2 separate regions of the Homo sapiens genome follow, and region 1 is linked to region 2. The links are chromatin contacts, found by Hi-C or POLR2A ChIA-PET in ENCODE. All regions are on one chromosome and are shown on one strand. Each heading gives the region's core, a stretch centred on a gene start or an enhancer-like site at or near the end of the contact. The rest is flanking DNA. Distances are from core to core; before and after follow the strand shown.

The links. A loop is a pair of places that touch in the nucleus more often than their neighbours do. ChIA-PET counts read pairs that join two places held with the same protein, here RNA polymerase II (POLR2A). Pooled maps may share reads with other maps.
Region 1: a map with no recorded cell type shows a loop between it and region 2 (2.8-fold over the local background). The contact joins the promoter of HHLA2 here to the enhancer-like site in region 2. A Hi-C loop is called at or near these places in 1 of 168 maps with a recorded cell type or tissue (psoas muscle), 1 of 37 single-sample maps with no recorded cell type and 1 of 50 pooled maps. POLR2A ChIA-PET finds 5 or more read pairs at or near these places in 2 of 52 experiments (GM12878 and T-cell).

What each region holds. Positions count from the first base shown.
Region 1 is chr3:108,293,512-108,298,831 of GRCh38, forward strand. HHLA2 (HHLA2 member of B7 family) reads left to right here and starts at 3,037. Exons shown (of 10, transcript NM_001282556.2): 1 at 3,037-3,088.
Region 2 is chr3:108,033,867-108,038,811 of GRCh38, forward strand. It overlaps LOC124906265 (a long non-coding RNA gene), which reads right to left. Exons shown (of 3, transcript XR_007095995.1): 2 at 1,932-4,706; 3 at 1-362. Among named protein-coding and RNA genes, the nearest start is that of CD47, 55 kb to the right of the region's middle. Within about 2 kb of position 2,070, at least 2 of the 41 ENCODE cell types and tissues checked have a DNase peak (open chromatin) inside an H3K27ac peak, as active enhancers do.

The DNA of each region.
Region 1 (5,320 bases), core at 1,787-4,286, 260 kb after region 2:
ATTGCAGAGCTGTTCTGAATTGTTAGTTAATTAGGGTACTCCCAGCTGAGAGATGTTGAAGTCCAGTGGATTCTGACTTAAGGTGTTATCCAAGTCTGTTGGAACCTTCTGTGGCTTAACATTTAGCAGGTATGAGTGCAGTCCTCTCTTGATCTTCCAATTCCACTTTAATGCCTAGGCCTAAATTACTTTATGTCCTTTCACAGCAACAATGGGCCAGGAAGGCATGACATGCACAAATGATGACAGGCACCACACTTAGCATCTTGGAAAATGAATATGTGAGTTTAACACCTCAAGGTTTTTAATAGCTGAAATATTAGGAGACTTTTTTGCTGGAAATAAATATTGATTGAACTGATTCAGTAAATGCCTAATATATGAGGACCGTAATTCCTTATCTCCCTGTCAGACCAATTTAAGATCTACATTTTAGCCATGTCTGTCCACCTCTCAGCTTTAGAGTTTAAATTCACTTTCTTCTGCAGTATTTCGACAACTGAAAGACTCCAGTTGGATGACTAATTTCAGCCCTATTTGATCTGAGGATGCAACCGGTAGCTGCTCTCACATCCTCAAGTTACATGACAGTTATACTTTTTACTTCCTCAGAACATTTGCCAACTTAATAAATGTTCAATGCCAACATTAAATTCTCCCCTGAGCCTTAGTGTAGGTACATGTGCATAGATATAATCAGGATTAACCATATTTCATATGCCGTTTCTTCTCCCAGTCACTTGAAGACATCGTGGAGGCACTTTGCAGAAGAGAACCAAAAGTGGTGTTGAAATGGTAACAGATCCCAAAGCCTAACAGTTGAGCTCTTGCAAGCAGTGGCCCTACAGGTTCCCCTAATATAGGGTCCTAATGGTTCATCCTACTTCCTTTCAGGTACCCCTTCCTGAAATGAAGAATATGTTGCAAGGGAAAGGTTTGTAACCTAAAACTGTTGATCTAGTCTTCAATAATGGCATACATATCATAGCCACTTTCTCTGTGACATAAATCTCAGAGAAATTGTTCTTTCCTTCCTCAGCCATTGATATTATTTAAAACCGTGATTCTATTTTTACCTTCAGCTTGAACAATCTCTGCATAACAGGTATGTTTGTATGCATACGGCATTTCTTCCTAAAACTTCAAAAATCTTCAAAAAATATGTAATTCTTCTATTTTCAAATTCCGTGAGAGTCTGCTCTCCTCATGTGTATGCTTTAGGAGCTCTGCTATTTCCCTAAACTAATATTACAGTGGTGTGATGTACCATTAACTACATGGCCATGGAGATTCAGAGGTGAAAGCAGGGATTGCCTGCATCTTTTAAGTCCCAGTTTGATTTTGATTTCATTTCATAATAGATCTTATTAATGATAAAAGTTGGCGGCCGGGCGCGGTGGCTCACACCTGTAATCCCAGCACTTTGGGAGGCCGAGGCGGGCGGATCACGAGGTTAGGAGATTGAGACCATCCTGGCTAAACCAGGAACCCCAGCAAAACCCTATCTCTACTAAAAATACAAAAAAATTAGCCAGGCGTGGTGGCGGGCGCCTTTGGCACAGCACACAAATCCCCTGATCATATAATCATAGGGCCCTGTCTAGCTTTATAGCCTTTGGACATTACTGACCACATCAACTTTAACCTCCTGCCACACATGCACACTCAGGGGAGAGGGCAAGGTACATTTGGGGAACTCCCCCTCCTCTTCCCCATCTCTTCCTTGACTTCCTTCTTCTCTAGTCAGAGTCATCCATAGTGAGCCTTCTGCTGCCCACTGGAAACTGGGTTGAAAGTCCCAGCTACTCGGGAGGCTGAGGCAGGAGAATGGCGTGAACCTGGGAGACAGAGCTTGCAGTTAGCCGAGATCGTGCCACTGCACTCCAGCCTGGGCGACAGAAAGAGACTCTGTCTCAAAAAAAAAAAAAAAAAAAAAAACGAAAAACAAAAACAAACAAAAAAGAAAACGTTGGCGTGGGTGACTTTGGGGATTCTAGGAAGAGCCCTGGCGCTTTCAACCCAGTTTCCAGTGGGCAGCAGAAGGCTCACTATGGATGACTCTGACTAGAGAAGAAGGAAGTCAAGGAAGAGATGGGGAAGAGGAGGGGGAGTTCCCCAAATGTACTTTGCCCTCTCCCCTGAGTGTGCATGTGTGGCAGGAGGTTAACGTTGATGTGGTGAGTAATGCCGAAAGGCTATAAAGCTAGACAGGGCCCTATGATTATATGATCAGGGGATTTGTGTGCTGTGCCAAGGCTTGGATGGCATCCTTTGTTCCAGACAGAAGGGTCCTGTTTATTGTCCTCCTAAGGTAATTTTTGTTCACTTTGTAACTTTTGCTCCCATGCACTCAGCAAACAGATATTGACCAGCTACTATGTGCTAGTAAGTAAGTGGTAGTTGTTTGGGATACAATAGTGAGTAAAGCATGACTCTTAGCATCTGTTGTATGTGCATGCATGCCATGCATGTGACACTGAGGGAGAGAGAGATTAAATGATATGACAGCATAGAGGCTGGGCACTGCCCAACTTTCCATGTGGAATTCAGAGAGGTCTTTATTTCTCTGAAGTTGAGTTTAAGCTTGGGTGTTCTAGCGACCAGAACTGTAATGGGAATTGTAGGTGCAGATGAACTTTGTGTAGGGTTATGGTTCTTTCTCACAGAACTATTGGCACCCACTGCAACCAGCTACACAATTTTCTTTACAACTCTGCAGCAAGCTAGACAGGTCACAGGCAGTCCAACCTCAGGAGGTTGCCTGTATCATGTTGATGGTGAAGCTGACACCATAGCATGGAAACCAGAGTCCACTGCTCCCACAGCTCAATGCTTAGCTGTTTCAATATGTTGTCTGAAACTGCATCTTCTAATTCCTGGACTTTTCAGATCTGTACTGACTCAGATCTGGGTGGGGCTTAGTTTGAAGGAGGGAGTCCTTGGTGATGATGTGATTTCCTTGGTCTGTCATAGGTAGCAAATCAAACGTACCTTGGACTTTACTCTCTGAGAAACTCATAGCTGAATTCAATGTTTATTCTTATGGACTACTTAGCATTTGACTAGACGGTATGAATTTCTAAGTAAGGTAAGGATTTCTTTCTAAGTTGTTTATACCTAGAACTTAAAAGTGGGCATGAATAAATCAAATATGGGTGGTTTTTAGTTGACACTTTATTTTCCCGTTAGGAAAAAATTAGTGACTGATCTTTTAAATTGATTTAGTGCATATACTATGTATTGTGCATATGCACCAAACAAATACTTAGTAAAAGGTTGTCTTGAAGGAACATGCTGATATATTTCAAATAAAAGAACTTAGCAAAAATGAGGAAAATACCTAACATTCTGGTAAGACAGTGAAAGAGGGATGAGCAATGTTTGTTTTGAAAATTATCTGCGAACTTTAAAAAAATCTCTAAGAGTGTATTCTTACTTGTAATTGTTCATCTAGTTACACTACAGAGTTTTATTAGCTGCTCCAAGATGCACTGCGTTCCATTCTGTGGTGGAAACAAAAGGACCGTAGTAGTGGTTATCTAGCAGAAGAATCGTGATCTTTGAATTCTAATACAAGAAACTTAGAAGTCTCCTAGATATTTCCACTGTCTCAGGGAAGAATCATTAAGTTTATGTCATTTTTTAATAACTAAAACAAGATTCAAAAAGTTAAGATTCAATTCTCATTGGGTTTCTATTGTTTGGGACTTTGGATAATAGAAAAAAATATGAACAGGTAATTTAGGTTTTTTTGTGTTACTGGTACCTGACAAAACAAACTTGAGCTTCCCATTTCCTAGAAACTTGGAGGAAATAATTTCTGTCCAGAATGGCAAATTGGTGTCATATCCCATTATAAGCATATTTTAATCAAAAGATGCAATAAAGTGTAGTGGTCAAGATCATAGTCTCTAGAGTCAAGTAATCCTTGGTGCATTTACCTGCTTCATCATTAACCAGTTGTATATTTTTCTCAGAGCCAGTTTCCTAATCTGTAAAATGGGGGTAGACTAGTATTGCTGTGAAGATTAAATGAAATTTATTAAAGTGCTTAGCAAAGTGCCTGGTATGTAGAAAGTGTTTAATAAATATTATTATTTCAGAATATAGATGTAAAAGACAAATGATTTCCTATATAATCATATTGAGTAGCCTGAAAGTTTGGTGGCTCTTAAATAAATCCATGAATGAAGGCTCTGCCTACTTTTGGCGTGTGGCCCACCAGCATGTTCTATCAGTTGGCCTGAGCTGGGAAAGAAACCAATTCCTGTGTTGAGTTTTCCTCCAGGTGCTTAAAATAGACCATAGCTTAATATTTTGATCATTAACCAGTGATTCTGGGTGGCTTCTCCTTGCTCTGGTCAGTGACCGGTGTAGGTCACGTAGTACAGCATTAAACAAGGTGTTTTTCCTCCTGAGGTTGTCATGTCAACTCTAAATTCCCAGAGACTTGCCTAGGAGTGGAGAGTTTGTTCTGAGTTACATAACCAGCATTCTCTTTGAGGCTTTGAATGTCTGTCTAACTGACTTCTGACTGCAGGCATGCAAACTTTTCCCCTGCCTAGTAGGAATGAATACCCCTTTTCCAAGTATCTGCATAGCAGCGACCCAGGGGCTATCCAAGAGCCAGTTGCTTCCTGACTTAATTTCTGGGAAGACCAATTGCCTATTCAAGAGAAATTCCTTCCTCCTTATTCTTCTGTCAGATGAGACTAGCTATTAGGTATTCCCTATCTAGGACTCTGACCTGACTCTCCTAGAAAAGAAAATGAGGATCCAAGTCCATTCCGTTTAACTGGGGCTATAAACATATGCCACCAGAAAAATCCTGCTATTCTGGCTTATTATAACTTTAGGTTCTCCTTTCTAACACAATACTATCTTTATAACATGTACACACCTTTCCTTGGTATTCAGTTGTAGTGTTTATATGTTCAAAATCCTTCTAATTTAGCCCCAACTAAAGTTTCCAGTATATATTTGCAGGCCCCTTTTACTGCACCATCTTCAGTAAAATGCATATTTCTCTTTCTTCAGCATAGGCTTCACCCTTAGAAGCTTGCTTTTCTCTGGATATTCATTTCCAGCAGGTCTCAGAGATAATGTACTGTATTGCATCTTTTTCTGTTGGAGACTAGAATGCAGTTAGCAGGTGCAGCTTGTTATAATAACTGCAGATTCAGATTTTTTCTCTCTGTAAATACTGTTAAATGTCCCCTCAGAGGCTCATTTTAAAATTGAGTAACGAATGGGGGCTTGTTTTTCCTTAGTCCTCGATCTTGGAATCTTAGAGTCTGTCATTGCACATTGCTGCTTACCA
Region 2 (4,945 bases), core at 820-3,319:
TGTATTTTTTAAAACTTTGTGCACACGAAATAAAACCCACCTCCTGGTGGCCTGTCTGCCTCTTACCTTCCACATACCACACTGAATTTTGAAGGGTTCTCGCTGAATTGCTCCAAATCTGACATTCTGGGTAACCCTCCTCATGCAGCTGGGAGCCTTTGGAATCTTCACAACCAGGAGGGCTGTGTCTTTGACCTTGATTTAGGCCTTGTGTCTTCAGGGCATGCCAAGGGGCCGGTGCAGGCTGGACAGAGGTGTGATCTCCTTTTCTCAGCATAATTTCCTTCCTGGGGTCTTCATATCGCCCTGAGGCAGGAGCTGGGGTGCTGGCTCCTTCTGAAGGTCGCTTTTCTGGCCTTTGCCTGGGTGGAGATTAGAGAAGAAAGGTGATCCTGGAAACCTGACCAGCTTCCCGAGAGAGATGATAGGAGAATAGCGCTGGGTGAGCCATTGAGACATCTGGGCCAAGTCCTTCATTTTACAGACAAACAAGCTGAGATGCAGGAAGCCACAGCATCTTATCTGGGTCCCCAGTTCATCAGCAACAGCTAAGGGGTGAGATCCCATGTTTCCCACCCCACCACCCGATGCTTCATCCACTGTGCTTTTTGGCCTCTGCCTCCACCAAGTACACTCAGCCCCTCCCAGCCATCTCTGGAGTTTAGTTGGGATTTGAACTGACTGAATGATGGGACTTTAGTACTAAGCCTGGGGACCTAGGCAAGGCCAGAGGAAAAGCTGACGAAGGGAGAGGAAGAATCAGAAACACTCATTTTCCTCTGGCTGTGAGCAGAATTCACCTGAGATGCACCCGGAAACGGGTCTGTTGCTTATTTTGTCACCAGGGTCTGGGGTTGCCCATGTCCACAGAGCCTATCAGGTCATGAGGGACAGACCTAGCAGTAGCATTTCCATGGCTCTCTACCAATTTTCACTGGTCCGTTGCTTGATATTCAAATGAGCACCTTTCTCACTGCCAGTGAAGGGGCTGCTCCCCTGTGGAAGGTATCCTGACAGGGAAAGCTTGGCTTAAAGAATTGCTTGTCCTGTGATTTCTGACCTATGATTTGCTATTTAATCCTAAGTAGCTATTTTTTTAATCAAAAGTTTCAAGTTTCTCCCAACACCACCCTTTAAAAAAAAACTGTTAAGAAATGGGGAAATGTGTGGATTTAATTTTTTTTGTTTTCCTGCTTATGACTGGGGGGGAAGAATGTATAACATTTGTTGAGCTTCTAGTTATATTCTGCTAGGCCCTTTTATATACATTATTTTATGTAGTCCTCAAAACATTTCCAGAGCCAGGCATGGTGGCTCACACCTGTAATGCCAGCAGTTTGGGAGGCCAAGGCAGGAGGATTGCTAGAGCCCAGGAGTTTGAGGCCAGCATGGGCTACATAGTAAAACCCGGTCTCTATGTCTCTGCAAAAAGTTTTAAAAAAATTAGCCAGTGTGCTGGTGCATGCCTGTAGTCCCAGCTACTTGGGAGGCTGAGGCAGGAGGATTGCTTGAGCCCAAGAGATCAAGGCTGCAGTAAGTCGTGATCATGCTATTGCCCTCCAGCCTTGGTGACACAGCACTACCCTGTTTTAGGAAAAAAAATTCAGGATGTATGTATTACTATTTTAAAAAATGTCCTATGTAATAAATGAGGGGATCAAGGTTCAGAGAAAGTAAGAAATTTACTAAATTTATATACCCCATCTTGGAGGGACTGTGTCTGATCCTGACTGTATTCTTCGGCCTTGCATAGCGCCCAGCACAGAAGAAATGCTCAATAAATAGCTTCTGATAATGTTATTTCCAGGGTAAGAGAGCCAGTAAATGATGAGCCTTTCATGAAAGATTTAAAAAAAAAACACACCAAAAAAACCTTGTGAGATGAAGAAAAGAAAGACATTTGCATCAGTAATAGTGAAAGAAGAAATTACTTTGATTTGTAGACCATCGCATCTTTCTTTCAAGGATTTGGCTTTATTTGGCGTGGTATCTCACTTGTCTTTTCACCAGTCCTGGCAACATTCCTGACAAGTGAGAGGAAGTGAGACAAGAAATGATACAGTAAGGGCCAAGTACGCAACTCCAGGGCCAGGCATAGTCATTGCCTGCTTGGGCCCCACTTCCTTCCTGCACCCCCGGGGTCATCAAAGCACACTCTCTCTTCAGATTCCTCTGGAGACAGGGGTTTCTGCCTCTTACCCCATCCCCTTCACCTGGGAGAGAACTGTCACTAAACTCAGCAAGGAAGACTTTCTCACCTTGGGTTTTCAGTTAATGGGGGTAGACACAAAACAACTAAGGACATTGACTGCGGTAAGGTATTTAGACAAAGCAGGTAGAAACAACCCCTGACCCCCAATCTATCTTCCCCACATCTGACCTTTAATGTGTACTAAACAAATTTAGTTGAAAAGAAGCAAAACCTTAAGTAAACATTTTGCTGCACATTTATGTATTGCTTTTATTGTCAGAAAAAAAATAACACCACATTGATACTTTTAGCTATAGTTCTAGATACAAGCTTTGCTTATATTAACCCAAAATGGTATGTTTGCATCAGAATCACAGAGTAAGAGTTATAGAAGTGGCTTTACAGTCACAATTCTTCTAGAAGATTTCTGTACTCCAACTGGAGATCTATAGACCTGTCCACTGCAGGGCAATGGGAAGTTTGCATGAGACTCCTAAACACACACCCCTACCGCTACCCATCTTGAAAGCTTGTGTGAGACACAGAAGTCTTGATTAAATGCAGATGACAGTGTCCTGAGTTGATTTTTCTCATTTAACATTAGACTGTCTTGATTTAAGTAGCTCAGTAAGAAGTGAGACATAATTGGGTCTTGCTTTTAATTAAACATAGACATATATTTATTTATTTACTAGTACCATTGAGATACTGCTTAATTTTCATTAATGCTGTTGACTTTTTCTCTCCTTAGAACAACATTCTTGTTAATCGTGCGGCTGCAATTAGTTGTCCTGTGTTTATCTTTCCGGCTCCACAGCTAATTCCAGCGTAGAACCAATTTATTTATAGTTTTCACTGCTCAGAACATCCTACCCACTGAAAATTCACTGATAATGCCATAACTCAGAGTGTCCTTTTATTTCTGGGTGGAAGGAAGCAAGGGATTGGTTTGGAGGCAGAAGCGAGAGGGAGGTATCAATAAGATCCTCTTCATTCGGTAGCATAGAACGGCAATGTTCCTAATGAAGGACACAAACATACGCTTTCTGATAGAATCATGATGCTGGTTTTGGCTCTCTGCATCACTTTCAGTTCCCTCAGAGGCAGACCACAGCCTAAGAAAGAACTCTAGTATAGTTATTACATTCCTAAACACCAAACAAACATAAACAGGGAAGCATCTTTTAGTGGAATGTGACATGCTGATTCACCACACCTCTGGCCAAGTTGGGAGTCAGGAGCTAAACTGCCCACATATTAGGACAGTTTAGGTTCCCTTTCTATGGAAAATGTATACTTCTGTAAGCATTAAAGGCTTAATAGAAAACCATGCCTTAAAATGGACTTGGGGCCTTTAATCAGGCTCTCTTAAAGCAAGTTTCTGCGCTCCACTCGAAGGACTTAGGCCAGTTAGCCTCGCGTGGTGTTTTATTCCTGCTTGAACTGGGCACCATCCGTGGCCATATGAGTAGGTGGAGAAGAGGTAAATAGAAGCCACTTCCAATTCACAGCATGTCACCAGCTGCCTTTTCTGCGTTCCGCAGCCACTCAGGAGGACTGATGGAACAAGGACTCTAATCATTTTAGAGAAGAGAGCAGGCTGATTACAGTATAAACCTAAGCCTTTCAAAACCCCCGACTGAAATACTTCCATTTGCTAAATAATATTTACTAGGCCTCAATATTTTCAACAACCATCTTCACTCCCAAATACTTGGATTTAGTTTCTGCTGGTTATTAGCCTAAAGACAGCTCTAAGTTCTTAATCATATTCTTTCTGGTGTGATTGGAGAGCCTGCTCTTAACATATTTTCAGAGGTCTTGAGAATCTGTCACTGACGTGAATAAATAAATGAATGAGCTGAGTGATGTTGGCAGGAGGCACGGGGTCCCAAAGCCTCTGTGTGTGCTACAGGAGTGGGATCCTTTCCTTCCACCTTCTTTGCATTCCAGGAAAGGGCAAATAGGATTACCCAATGCCAAATGTCACCTTCTGTCCTCTGCTTTCATTAAGGAACCGGAGGGTGGCCTAACATGAATATTGTGCTTGGAATGAACATGTCTGCAACTTAGCTGCACTTGTTATATTATTTTATATTCTTAGTCATTTTGTGTCCTGTTTGCTTCTTTGCCAATAACCCAGCATAGGAAAATACATATTCCAGCATATGTTATGTTCATCGCTAGACTGTGTCATGGTAAGCTTTTTCCACCTTGGCCAAAGTATAATAAGAGGAAAAAGATAAACAGCTTACACATATTGAGAACTTACATTGAGCCAGGCACCATGCTACCCACCTGACATGCTTTCTCTCATTTAATCTCCATTTTACACATGAAGACATTGAGGCACAGAGAAGTCAGGTTACGTGCACAAGGTCACACAGGTGGGGAAGTGCAGGCTGGGGCACTCGGCTCTGTGCACATTGCCTCTCTTCTAAGTGCCTGCACTGACAGCCAATGCTTTTCATCAGGTGCTCAGAAGAGATGAAACCTAGGAGCACAGGAAGCACCTCTACTCCATGGAAAAAGAAGCAATTATCAGAAAACATCGAAGCTTCTGTGGCTGTCTTTCAAGGGCAAGAATAAATGCGGTGAACTATCCTTGAAGGCACTAATAACTGGGCTGCTGAACACCACCACGGCGATTATTGTTTTCCGGGCTGACACTCGGCCGGTTTTTTCTCCTTTTTACTTTCAGGCTAATAATTAGATTTAAATCCGTGACAGGACTCTAACCATCACCTCAGGGGG